Linked DNA regions of Homo sapiens: region 2 is linked to region 1. The links are chromatin loops, found by intact Hi-C in ENCODE. Cell type or tissue: PC-9. All regions are shown on one strand.

Region 1 (8,000 bases):
TCTGTTTATCAGTGTTAGGCTGTATTTTCTCTATTATAATAATTTTGGATTAAGACTTAAATTTGTTGCTTTCAAAAGTAACATTAAAATTAAACTCCTAGTCAAATTAGTCAGTTTGAATATTTGTTTCAGAAATATTAGAGATATGTTACATAGAGATTCATAAAGAAATTAAATGCAATCTTGATCTATTTAATACTGACTTAAATCTTCATAGGTCTTGATCTTGTAAAAGTTAAGTTGATTATTTCAGGCTTGAATAATAGTAAATTATTAACATTAAATAATATTAAATTATATACTGGAATTCAAGATTAAAACATTTCTGGCCGGGCGCGGTAGCTCACGCCTGTAATCCCACTACTTTGGGAGGCCAAGATGGGCAGATCACCTAAGGTCAGGAGTTCGAGGCAGCGTGCCTGCCCAACATGGTGAAACCCTGTCTGTACTAAAAATACAAAAAATAAGCCGGGCATGGTGGCGGGCACCTGTAATCCCAGCTACTCGGGAGGCTGAGGCAGGAGAATCGCTTGAACCCAGGAGGCAGAGGTTGCAGTGAGCTGAGATTGTGCCACTGCTCTCTAGCCTGGGTGACAAGAGCAAAACTCCATCTCAAAAAAAAAAAGAAAATTTCTATGTTGTCTTTTAAGTGCAGTGAGAAGTTGTGAGGGTATTTTGTTTTGTTTTCTATTTTTGTTTTTTTTGAGACAGAGTCTCAGTGTGTTGCCGAGGCCGGAGTGCAGTGGCACCGTGTCTGCCCACTGCAACCTCCGTCTCCTGGGTTTAAGCAATTCTCCTGCCTCAGCCTCCCGAGTAGCTGGGATTACAGACGCCACCACCACACCTGGCTAGTTTTTATATTTTTAGTAGAGACAGGGTTTCACCATGTTGGCCAGGCTGGTCTCAAACTCCTAACCTCAAGTGATCTGCCCACCTTGTCCTCCTAAAGTGCTGGGATCACTGGAGTGAGCCACTGCGCCTGGCCGGCAAGTGTGTTTTTTTTTTCTTTGTTTTTGTTTGAGGCGGAGTCTCGCTCTGTCACCCAGGCTGGAGTGCAGTGGTGTGATCTCAGCTCACTGCAAGCTTCGCCTCCCGGGTTCACGTCATTCTCCTGCCTCAGCCTCCAGAGTAGCTGGGACTACAGGCCCCTGCCACCACGCCCAGCTAATTTTTTGTATTTTTAGTAGAGACGGGGTTTCACCGTGTTAGCCAGGATGGTGTCGATCTCCTGACCTCGTGATCCGCCCACCTCGGCCTTCCAAAGTGCTGGGATTACTGGAGTGAGCCACCGCGCCCGGCCTAAGTGTGTTTTAATAAAGATATGTGTCGGGTTGCCTCTAGTGATTTTTAACCCTGTCTGAATATTCAGCCGTCTTCTTGCTCAGACTTTATTTGAATTTGGTAACATCAGGTGCCTTTTTTATTCTTAGCATAATGAGAAATAGGGCAGAGAGAGCATCTTGCACTAACACAAAACTGAATACACATGCAGAAACTGAGTACTCACAACTGTTTGTTGTTTTCTCATTTTTGACAATTTGCTTTTAGATAAAATGTGCTATAATGATAAGTGAAGCTAATACTGAAACTCAAAAAAGTAACCTACTTGTGTTTTGGAACTGCCACTGGATTTCAAGAGTTAATCCAAGCTTCGTTATACAAAATAATTATTAAGGCTGTGTTACCTGTCTTTCTAGTCTTACAACAACAGTCTCCACCCATAAAGATTAAATCACCTAGTGTTACTAAATAGTTACTGACTATAGCATGTCACTGGTGTCTGGAAGAGGAGAAACTCTTTTGGTTACCTTTATCTTTATGGGTTGTATACTCAGGAAGAACTGAATTCACTTGATATAGGAAAATGACTGTGTGTAGCTAACCAACCTGGGAAAAACTACATCAAGGACATCAGGAAATACAGGGCATGAATGTAGATTAAAGCCAGTGAATTTTTTTAAAATTTTATATGGAGTCATTTTAATAACATAACTAGGCTGATATATATGTACATTTTTCAATCATGTAACATTTAGATTTTACTCATTTTAAGTCATTAACATCATCCAGCAAACAAAAATTTTCCAGAAATTTTTTTCACAATTACAGTTTTAGTCTTTAAACCAAAATGAAAAAATTTCTGCCGGGCATGGTGGCTCACACCTGTAATCCCAGCACTTTGGGAGGTCAAGGTGGGTGGATCACCTGAGGTCAGGAGTTCGAGGCCAGCCTGGCCAACGTGGTGAAACCCTGTCTCTACCAAAAATACAAAAATTAGCCCAGCGTGATGGCCCACCTGTAGTCTCAGCTACTCGGGAGACTGAGGCAGAAGAATCATTTGAACCCAGGAGGCAGAGATTGCAGTGAGCCGAGATCACGCCACTGCACTCCAGCCTGGGTGACAGAGTGAGACCCTGTCTCAAAAAAAAAAAAAAGAAAAGAAAAAAAATGATGAAATTTCATTCTTGCAAATACTCATATTTTTAAATTATTGGATATATAGAGTGGATTCATTCAGTGTTCTTATAAGAAAAGTAAAGCTTATAATATTTTGCAGACTTGATAATGCAGCACTCAAAATACTTACCCTGATTTTATTTTACTTGAATTTACTAGTTAAATATGCTGATAAATATGATTTACATGTAATTACTTTATCTGGAATGACTATATTGACCTTAATCTCCAGAAAGCAACCAATGCACAGAGTTTCAATTAAATCCTGTCCATCATGATAGTAACTTTTTCTACATGACACAAAAGTGTCTGTGGTATATTTGAACAGTAACTGTGACTATGAATTGTTCTTATAGTCTTTTTTTAGTGTTTCATTATTTTAATTTCAGTGGGTTTTGGGGGAACAGGTGGTGTTTGGTTACATGAAGACGTTATTTAGAGGTGATTTCTGAGATTTTTGGTGCCCCCATCACCCTAGCAGCGTACACTGTACCCAATGTGTAGTCTTGCCCCTCACCCACCTCCTACCCTTTCCCCCAAGTCCTCAAAGTCCACTGTATCATCCTTTTGCCTTTGCATCATAGCTTAGCTCCCATCAAGCCAGTGAATTTATGTCATTTAGTAACCTAGCGGGGAGGTTGTTCTTGGTAATCATAAACTTGGATTACTCTGAAGCACAAGGCAGTAGTAAATTATACAGCGAGTGTGTTTGTAACATGCATTGGTGAAGATGAGTTTTCTGGCTCTCGTTCTTTCGGTAAAGTTATAATGTTAAATATTAAATTGCAAATTAACTATGATATTTACAGCCAGTTCCAAAAGCAGTATGGCATATAAACTTCTGGGGCATGGGGATATAGAGCTACATAGATGTTATTTTTAAAACCATGACAGCGTCAATATTTAGGCTCTTCTTTTGTGGGTGAGTCAATGTTGAGTTAATGAAGACTGAGGTTTAGTGGTGCACAAAATCTTGTTCCACGCCGCCCTCTAGTGGTGATCTGATGCATCGGGCTCTCCTGGTCTGAAACCCTGAGGTTTAAAGAGCATTGTTCTTGGTTTTACAACCTACTCCTTGGCTTAGGGTTTTGGGGTTTTTTGTTTTTGTTTTTGTTTCTCTTTCTCTTTTTTTTCTTTTTTTTTTTTCTACTTCTAAGCTCCCAGTAGTCCCAGGAGAATATTTTATAGCTAGGAAGTTTCTATATACTTCAAAGGATTAACTTTTTCTTTCTATAACAAGGTTAATGTAGTTCTTAAAAGTCGTCATTCAAATTACTGATTGTCATATGCTCAATTAAATCTTGTTGCCCACTACTAAGGAGATAAGTCTGATTTCAATCTTACTGTCTACAAAACTGCACTAAATCTTTTCACTGACATTAATAGCCAAAAGGCGAGATACTTTAACTCTGGGTAGAATTAGTTCCTTTAGTAACGCTGGATTATGGCTACGCCCAAGTGGGTTTTTTTATTGTTATTAAAACCAACATGTGCAGGAGGCTAAGGCAGGAGAATTGCTTGAACCTGGGAGGCAGAGGTTGCAGGGACCCCAGATCAAGCCACTGCACTCCAGCCTGGGAATAGAGTGAGACTCCATCTCAAAACAAAAAACCAAGCCAAAAAAAAAAAAACCCAACATGTGATGAGTTAGTGTATTTATGTATTTACATTGTATTTTATAATCACAACACAATGTCTTTGTCATAGAATAATAATCCTTGGCAGCTATTTGTTCCCCAACTTCATACCTTTTCTGTCTTTTGTTGAGACTCAAGTAGTGACGTGTTTTGCTACTAGTTATGATGGGATAGCTCCTAAATTGAGTTGAGTCTCCATTTTCAACCCTCTCAAAACCAAAAACCATATGACTCAGCATCCTTCGAAATTGGTCCCCAGGGAGTGCTACTACAATAGTGGGAGGGACCTAAAGACATCACAGGAAATATGCAGGGAGAAGTGACAGATGACTAAGGAAATCCAGATATTAGAGGAATGAGTAAGTATAAATAAGAAACTTTAGCCAGCACGGCAGGTCATGCTTGTAATCCCAGCACCTTGGGAGGCCGAGGTGGGCAGATTGCTCGAGCTCAGAAGTTTGAGACCAGCCTGGGCAACATGGCAAAGCCCCATCTCTATGGAAAAAAAAAAAAAAGAAACCTCAAGTAACACATATAAAGAAGCAGGTAGGCTACTTAATCCCAGAGGTGACTTTCTGGTGTTACGTATTCTAGGAGGTACTGAGACCAGAATATTTAAGGCACCAGAGAAGGAGAAGAGAGAGGAGTAGATCAGAATCTGACCCATGTTACGTGTTTATTTCAGTATTCATTGAACGAAAAGAAGCTGCTGGAATTGAGAACAGAAATAGTGGCATTGGTAAGAAACAAGACTGTGATTTTTCTTTGTCTTTGTACTCATCTTTGCTTCGTTCCATGCATGGTTGTTTGTAATGATAATAGGAAGTTACATGCAGGTTTACTGTCATGGGAATTTTTTACATTGTGCTAAAATACACACAACATAAAAATTAGGATCTTAACCATTTTTTAAGTGTACAGTTCAGTACATTTAAAGTACATTCACATTTTGGGGCAACCATCGCCACTGGCTATCACAGAACTCTTTATTTTGCAAAATTGAAACTCTGCACCCTTTATACATTCCCTTTTCCAGCCTCTGGTGACCTCCATTCTACTGTCTATGGATTTGACTATTCTACATACCTCATATAAATAGAATCATAGCATTTGTCTTTTTGTGGCTGGCTTATTTCACTTAACACAGTGTCCTGAAGGTTCATCCATGTTGTTGAAATGACAGGACTTTCTTCCTTTTTAAGGCTGATTAGTATTCCATTATATGTATATGCCACATTTTCTTTATTCGTCTGTCAAGGGCACTTGTGTTGCTTCCACCCGTTGGCCTTTGTGAATAGTGCTGCTGTGGGCATGGGTGCACAGATGTCTGTTGGGATCCCTGCTTTCAGTTCTTTTGGGTATATATGCAGAAGTGGAGTGTCACAGGATTTTTTGCACTTCACAAAGTGTTTGGTTATCGTAATGGAAGATAGTTATCCTATGAAAGATTTAAACTTTCTTAATGAAAGTTTCCTTTTCTTCTTTCTTTTTTTTTTTTTTTTTTTTTGAGGTGGGGTCTCGCTCTGTCACCCAGGCTGGAGTGCAGTGGCTCAATCTCAGCTCACTGCACCCTCCTTCACCTCAGCCTGTAGAGTAGCTGGGACCACAGGCTCACACCACCATGCCCTACTTGAGAGTTTGTTTTTCTTAACGGAAGTTTTATTAAGAAAGTTTAAATCTCAGTAATTGAAGAATAGTGAGGAATGGAGAAGTCTTATTCTATTTTTAATTTATAGCATACATTTCTCCTTTTCCATACTGTATGGAACCTGGGACCTCTGAAACCCCCAAGAGGCTTTCATGAGAGAATTCCAGAATCCTGGGATATTTCTCTGGAATACTTTTTTACGCATCCAGGCATTTATTTCTTTTTTTCTCTGCCTGAATTGGTAGCCATAGGGAAAGATTTAGTTGCTGTAGGAGTTTTAGTGAAGGATTCCCATGGTTTTTATGCTTTAATGCAGTTCTACAACCCCCTATAGCGTCGGCCAAACCCACTGCCTTTTTGAGGGTTGATTATGTGTCCAGTTTAACTGTATTGTATTTGGGGAAGGACACAAATTGGCCGTGGGTAGCCAAGCCTCATAGTAATGAAACACTTGATATTTGAACATGAAAGAAGAAAGTTTTTTAAAAATATGACTAGAAATAGCTCAAGACAAGCACTGCCGCTTTCACATTATCTAAGACTCCATTTCTTGAAAACATTTTTGAGTTTACTGTCTATCTTTGACTAAGGAGGATTTAGAAGGATGAGACGTAGCCGTTGCCTTTGAGAACAGACTGGCCTCATAATACCACATCATTTGTATAGCAACCTAGAGCTTACAAATGCTTTTTCACATAGATTATCGCATTTGATTCTCTAAACAGTCCAGGTAAAGGCAGGGCCACTGGCTTGGTTGTTTCGTTTTGTTCTGTTTTCATTTTTTCAAATAGAAGAAAACTAAGGCCTAGAGAGGTTAAGGGTCCTGACCAATGCAGCGTAGAATTAGGGTTTTAGAACTGAGACTAAAGCCCAGGCCTCCATAGTCTTACCCAGGTTTCCCTGTGACTGCACCCCGTTGGGAAGGAGCTATAGGATGGTGAGCAGAGGGGACGTGCTGTGGTCTAACGCTGTGACTCTCTTCATTTTAAAAGCATGCCCAGCAAGATCGGGCCCTTACCCAGACAGACAGGAAGATCGAAACTGAGGTTGCTGGCCTCAAAACCATGCTTGAGTCACACAAGCTTGATAATATTAAATATTTAGCAGGTAAGCTATTTTGTATCTATTTAAATCAACCTGAAAAGAAAATAAATTTATAAAATAAGTCGTTGACAGATACTGCATTTCATTGATTCCAACACTTTCTGAAATATTTTAACATCTCTGAAATTGGAAAGCATCTTACAATTTCCAGTAGATGAAGTATCATAGTTTAATTGGCACTTTTTCTTTCTTAGTAGTAAATAAAGTAATTGTGTACGTTATAATTGATAGAATTGGAAATTTGATAAGATACTATAATTGAACTATAGTTATTAGGGATTTTAATGAGATTCAAGACAGGAAATATTTTATGGATAAAATGGAAGGTGTTTCAGTTGTAATCTTTCTGCTTCAATTGCTTAAACTCCTTTTAAGGAGTTATTTTACTTTCGCGATTTTTGATCCAAAAGAGAGAATGAACATTCATGTACCACCCCCCACCCAAATTAACCATTATTTCAAGTCAGATTTAACGTCTTGGATTAATTAAATATTTTAAGGTTACAGCATTATTTAACAGTGAAATGTTGTTCTTTATATTAAATTGTGTCTTCCTGTCTCTATAGTGCATATACATAGACCTTGTGACCACAGAATTTTTGCTATTCGAAACTTTTATTGAAAAGTTTTCTTAGCCTAGGCAACACAGCGAGACCTAGTCTCTACAAAAAGATTTAGCCGGGCATGGTGTCATCTGCCTGTAGCTTCAGCTTCTTGGGAGGCTGAGGCAGGAGGGTCACTTGAGCCCGGGAGTTTGAGGCACAGTGAGCTGTAATCATACCATTGCATGGTGCACTCCTCCTGGGTACCAGATGAGACCATGTCTCTAAAATAAGAAAATAAAATAAAGGGTGTGGGATTTGTTTTTTCAGTAGGCAGGCGTTTCACGGAATATGGGACATCAGTGAGCAATCTAAGTTTCTAGGTTTTCTTTTTTAGGTTTTCTTAAAAAAAGATGTTCCCTCAAGTAACTCTTAATAGAACTAATAGTACTCTCAATTGTTTTTTTCTTACAGGGTCTATATTTACGTGCCTAACAGTAGCTCTGGGATTTTATCGCCTGTGGATCTAATAAAGTGTCTATTTAAAGTGATTTCTACTGTTTTGCCTTAAGAATACCAGATTGTTGGCTGGGTGCGGTGGCTCACACCTGT
Region 2 (8,000 bases), 270 kb before region 1:
TAGGCTGGGAGGCTAGGCCAGCCTCTCTTTTCACGTTTTTCTGCCTGCTTATATTCTAATTGAGCTGGCAGCTGATTAGATTGTGCCGCCACAGATTACGGGTGGGTCTACCTTTCCCAGCCCACTGACTCAAATGTTAGCAACGCCCTCACAGACACACCCAGGATACTTTGTATCTTTGTATCTTTGAGGAAAAGAGGGAGAGTCTGTTTTGTGATCTTTCTTGTGCTTGGACCTCACTGGAGAAGTCTACGGGAGATACTCTGTATCCTTCAATCCAATCACGTTGACACTGAGTATTAACTGTCACAATCAGGGTCTGCGAATATGGGTGAGAGAAAATTACATACTTATTTTTACTAACTTCCTACTGAAATTTAGCATTTCCTCAATTATGTACATAAGCAACAAATCACAATAGCATACCAAGTTCCTGAGACTTTGTCACTACAGGAAATTGTCAATATTTTCATGTTCTCTTTCCTTGTGGCAGATACCTCAAAATACCAGCTATGCTCATCACCCCTTCACAAGTATGGTGGTTATTAGGTCTGAAAGTTTGTGTCCCCCCTTTCCAAAGTCATATGTTGAAGTACTAACGCCCAATGTGAAGGTATTTAGGAGGTGGGAACTTTGGGAGGTGATTAGGTTTAGATGGCATCAGGAGGTTGGAGTCCCTATGATGGAATTGGTGCTCTTATAAGAAGAGGAGGAGATACCAGACCTCTCTCTCCCCGTCCTCTCTCTCTCCCCACTCCTCTCTCTCTCTCTCCCTGCCATGTGGAGATCCAGGGAGAAGGTGGCACTGTGAAGCCAGACAGAGGGCCCTCACCAAAACCCAAATCTGCCAGTGTTACCAGGGGTCTTTGTTCTTAGAGCTCCCAAGATGCGGGGGGGCCGCTCCCAAGATGGCAGCAAGCCTCTTATTCTCTGACCTGGGGTTCTTGGCCTCACGGATTCCAAGGAATGGAAGCTTGGGCCATGCGGTGAGTGTTATAGCCCTATTAGAAGCTGTGGGTCACGGAAGAGAACCGTGGAACCCAGCGACTAGTGTTCAGCTCCATTAGGAGGAACCCGGGCACTTAGCCGTGCAGGAACAATGGCAAACTTTTAGCCCAATCAGGAGTGGCAACAGGCGCCTCCTTGGATCAGGAGCACAGCGGACACCCTGCCAGATCCGGAGGGATGGAAGTCAGCGGCGGGTCTGCGGCAGTGGCCAACAGCAGTGGTGGACAGTGAGCGAAAGCTCAGCTCGAGCCGTAACAAACACGGTCCAGAAGAGTGCAGTTGCAAGATTTAATAGAGTGAAAACAGAGCTCCCATACAAAGGGAGGGGACCCAAAGCGGGTTGCCGTTGCCAGCTCCAATGCCTGGGTTTATATCTTGATCACTGTCCCCCCACCTCCGTGCTCAGGCGATAGATGATTGGCTATTTCTTTACCTCCTGTTTTTGTCTAACTAGCATTTTAGTGAGCTCTCTTTACTACCTGATTGGTCAGGTGTGAGCTAAGTTGCAAGCCCTGTGTTTAAAGGTGGATGCGGTCACCTTCCCAGCTAGGCTTAGGGATTCTTAGTCAGCCTAGGAAATCCAGCTAGTCCTGTCTCTCACCAGCATCGTAATCTTGGACTTCTAGCCTCTAGATCTATAAGAAATCATTGTCTGTTGCTTAAGCCGCCCAGTCTGTGGGCAGCTTGTTTGTTATAGTAGCCAAGATGACTAAGACACATAATATCACATATTTTTAAAGAATGTGGTTACTTCGCTTGCCCATAATTGGTTTCCTTTACAATCCCATGTATTTCCTTTTATGCATTTGAAACCATTATTTTAAGAATAGGTCTATAGACTTCTCCAGTGACGTCCAAGCACAAGAAAGATCACAAAACAGACTCTCCTTCCTTTCCTCCATCTGGGCCACATCTTCACTTAACAAGAACAGCTTCCTTACACCTCCCAGATTGAGGAATGGTGGGTGAGAACACGGTATAATAAAGCTTGTTTTATGGTCTCTGCCCTTGTAGATCAGGGTCTCCACTCACAGACTTTGCCCTCTAACCTCAGCCACTATCTGACAAGCATCTGCTGGTTGGCGGAGAGGATGTGCACAGATGGGTGTATACCCAACGCTGCTCCCAGGAATGAATCCCAAAGCCACCAGATCTTACCAAGGGTGACCTTCACACAGAACAGCACATGGACACACCCCCCCCCAGGACTGTGGGTGGAGCAGTTGGAAGGCCACCACTAATTGTGGAGTTATGTTAAGGCTTACGCTGATTCTGTGTTATGATTTCATTTTGGAATAAAAAACCAGAGCCCTGTATTCCATCTTGCCAGAACTGCTTGCTAGTGATTTGAACTCAAGAAATCTGGTACAGGCAGGGTGTGGTGGCTCACGCCTGTAATCCCAGCACTTTGGGAGGCCAAGGCAAGTGGATCACCTGAGGTCAGGAGTTCAAGACCAGCCTGGCCAACACGGCGAAACCCTGTCTCTACTAAAAATACAAACGATTAGCCTGGCATGGTGGCGGGCGCCTGTCATCCCAGCTACTTGGGAGGCTGAGGCAGGAGAATCGCTTGAACCTGGGAAGCAGAGGTTGCAGTGAGCTGAGATCACACCACTGCATTCCAGCCTGGGAGACAGAGCAAGACTCTGTCTCAAAAAAAGAAAAAAAAAAAGAAATCCGTTACAGCTTTGAGCTTCAGTTTCCTCATCTTTCAAATGATGGCTACAACTGCAAAGGTTTATTTTTCAAAACATGTTCTCTCCCTGTCTCTCTCTCTCAAATTCCTTCTTCCTTATTTTGACAGCTACTACATTTGAGCTTTTTAATTTGAATATTATTGGATGGTAACCCACTTACAGAGATAGGAAGTTGGACGTCTTGAAGAAAGGAATTTCATCTTAAAGTCCATTATATTTTTAATCTAAACTGCTTGGACTAAAACAGCTTGCTTTAGGACAGGGCTGGGCGTGACTTTTTATTTTGCTTTGTTCTCAGTTTTGCTTTATCTAGAATCTGTGTTTCAATATATCAGCTCTAGGTGGCAGTAATGTACCATGAAGATGTGTGCTTTACCAGGTAGCAGGCTGCCAAGTTTCAAGTCTTGAGGCTTGAGGTGGAAGAGAACCTTAAGGAAAATTTTAATGGGATTACTGGGTGCCAGCGCTATCTAGACACTCTGTGAGCAGGTCAACTCACGACTGTTGTCCCCTGTGACTACCTTGGAGGAAGGAAGGAAAGCTACAGGCTCATGAATACATTACATGAAGGATGCAATGAAATATTTTATGGTATAGGGATTTTTCCAAACCTGTGCTCTACATATACTCTGTCTCTGTCTCTCTCTGTCTCTCTCTCTCTCTCTCTCTCACACACACACACACACACACACACACACACACACACACATTGAGATAAGAGAAGCTACTTCTTCAAAACAAGGTTTGTTTATATAATCAACTCATGACCCCTCTCCTCTTCTTTTTTCCTTTCCTAACTCTAAAAAAAAAATAATTTTACTATCCATTTGTCTCTAAGGTGAATGAGCTAAGACACAGTAGTAATGTATAGTACTACAGTAGTCACATATAGTAAGCATATGTGTATATACTGAAGAACGTGAGCCTGAGGGGAGAGCACATTTGAGGGACAGTGTATTGTTCATTATTCATTCCTTTGGATTTCTTTTTTGTTTTGTTTCCGTTTGTTTTGTTTTTTTTCTTTTTTGAGGCTGAGTCTCACTGTATTGCCCAGGCTGGAGTGCAGTGGTGCAATCTTGGCTCACTGCAACCTCCACCTCCCAGGTTCAAGCTATTCTCCTGCCTCAGCCTCCCGAGTAGCTGGGATTACAGGCACGCACCACCATGCCTGGCTAACTTTTGTATTTTTAGTAGAGAAGGGGTTTTACCATTTTGGCCAGGCTGGTCTCGAACTCCCGACCTCAAGTGATCCACCCGCCAAGACCTGCCAAAGTGCTGGGATTACTGGTGTGAGCCACCGCACCCGGCCTTGTCTGGATTTCTTTACAAGAGTTTACGTAGCCATTTCCTCATCTGTAAAATGAGACTAATAGTTCCACCTTCGTATGGTTGTGATGAGGATTAAAGTGGTCCACAGATATACAGGTGATGAGCTGCCTGATGCATACACAGGAAGCTGCATGTGGACGCTAGCTGTGACTACTGTCACTATTACCCAAGGCTCTTTGCTTTTTCAAGTTTTTGTTTAAAGTTTTTTGGAGAGACGAGGTCTCACTATGTTGCCCAGGCTAGTCTCTAACTCCTGAGCTCAAGTGAACCTCCTGCCTCAGCCTCCCCAAAGCCCTTTGCTTTTTATCTGAAGGAGTAGAGAGGCGATCTGGGCACAGCCACCTAGGGAGAAATGAAAAGGAATACAGAGAAACACACCACACATACCCACCCCCCCCCACACACACAAATACACACACACACAGACAGAGATACACACACACACACAGAGACAGACATAGATACATACACACAGGGACACAGAAACACACAGATATACACACAGAGGGACACAGAGACAGACACAGATACACACACACAGGGACACACATGCATGCACACACACAGCCTGTACAGAATATAGGGAGATGTGAAACCCCATCCATAAGGCTGCTAAAGGCAGCTAAAAGGGGGAAGATGAAAGTGTAAAGGAGGTGTGGTAAGGTCTTGGCTAATTTACCTTGTTAGGATGGATGAATAGTAAAACTGGTTTTTTAGGGTTAAGAAAGATAAAGGGAGAGAGATGATCATGAGCTGATCATAGGAAAAAACTCTGTTTTGGGAAAGCAACTTCTCTTTTTTCAGTATCTGGGGTTCTTGGGATATGTGTAGTAGTGCATGACAGCACAGCCGAACACACTGAGAGTGGCCTTTCTTTATAGGAACGGAGGCACTGTCCCACGCTGCGACTCTGTCGTGAGTGAAGATGGGTGGTGTGGAATCAGAACAGATTTGCTCTGCCAGAGACCCTTGTGTAGTCCTCCAGTATTCCTTTGGGGTCATGTGTTGATTTATGTCTCTGACTTTGAGACAAATACATGAAAATCCAAACTTAAAAATCAAAAGTGAGTGAGAGACTCTTCAAGTAGGAAGAAAATTCTACACTTTACAAAATAATTCACTACTGTACTCCCTTAAATCACTGATGGAGGATATGATTACATTTCCGTAACACCTCACAGAACTGTAGTAAGGGGCCATTGTATCCAAGATCTTTTCTTTCAAGTGGATTCCTTAGAAAGCAAAAAGGTTTACAAAAAGAATTATTCCCATGAAGATTAGTCAGTTGATATGATCCATGCAGATACTGTCTCGGAAGCAAATGTTCATGTAGCTGGTAAATTTCTGACATGATGGGAAAGGTTTCTGGGTGTCCTTCAATTATCTTCTCTCTTCTCTTCCCATTCTTTATTTATTTATTTATTTTTGAGAATGAGTATTCCTCTGTCATCCAGGCTGGAGTGCAGTGGCATGATCTTGGTTCACTGCAACTTCTGCTTCCTGGGTTCAAGCAATTCTCCTGCCTTAGCCTCCCCAGTAGCTGGGATTACAGGCATGTGCCACCACACTCGGCTAATTTTGTATTTTTAATAGAGACAGGGTTTCACCATGTTGGCCAGGCTGCTCTTGAACTCCTGACATCAGGTGATCCTCCTGCCTCAGCCTCCCAAAGTGCTGGGATTACAGGCGTGAGCCACCATGCCCAGCCCCCCATTATTTATTATTATTATTATTATTATTAATTTTGTGAAAATTTTTACCCCTGTGACTAGGGGAAGACAGAATTTTAACCCCTATATTCCAGCAGATGTGGCTTTCCAAAAGCAATGGTGAGGTTGAATGAGGAAAGAAAGGATGAAAGCTTTCCACTCTCAGGAGGCTGCATGCTTTGAGCTTCCTAAGAAGTACTAAAGGTAGATATCACGGCTCAAGCTTCCAGACTGCTTCACAATTGCAAATAAAGATCTGAAAACTTGTTCTTTTACACTTCTTGGGAACGTTTTTAATTAAATCAGTGGTCAAATTTGCAAATATTCTCCATCGGAAACTTTTGTTTGGCAGGAGCTGCAAACTGTGATGTCAGCCTCTGATTTGAAAACCTGGCCCTTCCAAGAGAATAATAGAAGTTATAAAGAAAAAAGAAATGTGTCTGTGCCAAACCAACAAAAAAGAATAAAAGTTTATAAGATTCTAAATTGAATTTGCTTTTGTCATTTCCCCAAAAGATGTTAGGAAGAATACCAACTTGCTTTAGAGGTTAACCAATTAATTAATGTGGAAAGCTGAAAATATATTATCTCAAGATTGCTGTGTAGTTTATTAGCTGAGAAATATGTTTATTTTTTGCTTTCTAGATACTGTGGAGGAAAGACTGTGCCTTCTTCTTATTTTCTATTGCTTATTTTGAGACCCCATTGCCCAGGCTAGAGTGCAGTGATGATCATAGCTCACTGCAGCCTCAAACTCAGAGGTTTAAATGATCTTCCCACTTCAGGCTCCCAAGTAGCTGGGACTACAGGTGCACACCACCACACCTAGCTAATTTTTTAATTTTGTTATGTTTTATAGAGATGGGGTCTCTCTATATTGCCCAGGCTGGTCTCAAACTCCTGGCCTCAAGCAGTCCTCCTGCCTTGGCCTCCCAAAGTGCTGAGATTACAGGCATTAGCCACTGTGCTGGCCACCTTACTGTATCTATTCGTGTGCTGTTCAGAGTATTTAATTAAATGCTTGTTGATCTGATTTGCTGGAAGTCTAGAAGTCTTTGGCATGAGATAATATATTAGAAAGAGGGCTGGATTGAGACTTTAAAGATCCAAGCCTCATCTTATCTTTGTTGCACCTTATTTTTGTAGAACAATTTATAGTTTACCAAGATCTTAGAGTACATATAAAACCAATTACATTTGATCATCATAGCTACCCTGTAACATAAAAGACAGTATTGTTATTCAATACTGTATAACACTGGTCATATTGGATTAGAGACCACCCTAAAGATATTCTTTTAACCTAACTCTTCATGCATTGTAATATATATAGCTGAGAATTTTCCAAGTCTTCAAATTCTGGTTCCTTTTTGCTTAACAATTTCTTCTTCAACTTAACTCTGTGCTCTCACATTTTGCTGTAAGTGGTAAAGAGAAACCTTCAACACTTTGCTTAGGGATTTCCTCAGCTAAATACCCAAGTTTGTCACTTAAGAGTTTTACCTTCCGCAAAACACTAGAACACTATTCAGCCAAGTTCTTTGCCACTTTGTAACAAGGATCATCTTTCCTCCAGTGCCCAAAATATGTTCATTTCCGTGTGAGACCTCACCAGAAGCATATTTAATGTCCATATTTCTATTAACAGGCTCTTCGAGGAACTAGGTTTTTTTAATATGGCCTCAAAACTCTTCTAGCCTTACCCAGTTCCAAAGCCACTTTGAATTTTTTGGTATTTGTTATATCAGCACCCCACTCCCAGTACCAAAATCTGTATCAATCTACTAGGGCTCCCATAACAAAGAAACACACACTAGTTGGCTTAAACAACAGAAACTTATTTCCTAACTGTTTTGGTGGCTTAAGGTCCAAGATCAAGGTCAGCTGGTTTCATTCTGAGGATTCTCTCCTTGGCTTGTAGATGGCCATCTTCTTCCAGTATCTTCACATGGTCTTTCCTCTATGCATGTACATATCTGTGTCACAACTCCCTCTTCTTATAAGGACACTGGTCATATTGGATTAGGAACTACCCTAAAGATCTTCTTGTAACTTAATTACCTATTTAAAGACCTTATCTCCAGATACATTCTGAGGTTTTGGGGTTAGGACTTTAACATATGAATTTGGGGGGACACTATTCAGACCATAAAAGGCAGTAACCTATAGATGAGAATTAGACCCACCAATGAGAATATTCACGTGCATAGAAACTTAAAGTCACCCGGCTAGTATACTCAAGACCCAGACATTTTTA

What was found. Hi-C counts contacts between places; a loop is a spot of excess contacts. Peaks named below come from ENCODE experiments on the same cell type or tissue, not always from the same donor. Only the 100,000 strongest peaks of a DNase experiment are listed, where the experiment ranks them.
Region 2: it touches region 1 in a loop (11-fold over the local background); 75 of 110 quality-filtered maps call a loop at or near these places.

Annotation. Positions count from the first base shown.
Region 1 is chr6:13,790,727-13,798,726 of GRCh38, reverse strand. It overlaps MCUR1 (mitochondrial calcium uniporter regulator 1), which reads left to right. Exons shown (of 9, transcript NM_001031713.4): 7 at 4,780-4,833; 8 at 6,735-6,849; 9 at 7,863-8,000. The coding sequence ends at 7,918. Among named protein-coding and RNA genes, the nearest start is that of MCUR1, 20 kb to the left of the region's middle. In PC-9, CTCF peaks have their summits at 3,242 and 3,448 (motif pointing left); DNase peaks (open chromatin) are centred at 1,726, 3,426 and 4,396; H3K27ac peaks cover 2,191 bases.
Region 2 is chr6:14,062,043-14,070,042 of GRCh38, reverse strand. No RefSeq gene overlaps it. Among named protein-coding and RNA genes, the nearest start is that of CD83, 52 kb to the left of the region's middle. RefSeq lists a silencer at 378-479. In PC-9, CTCF peaks have their summits at 2,833 and 3,035 (motif pointing right); DNase peaks (open chromatin) are centred at 1,672 and 3,102.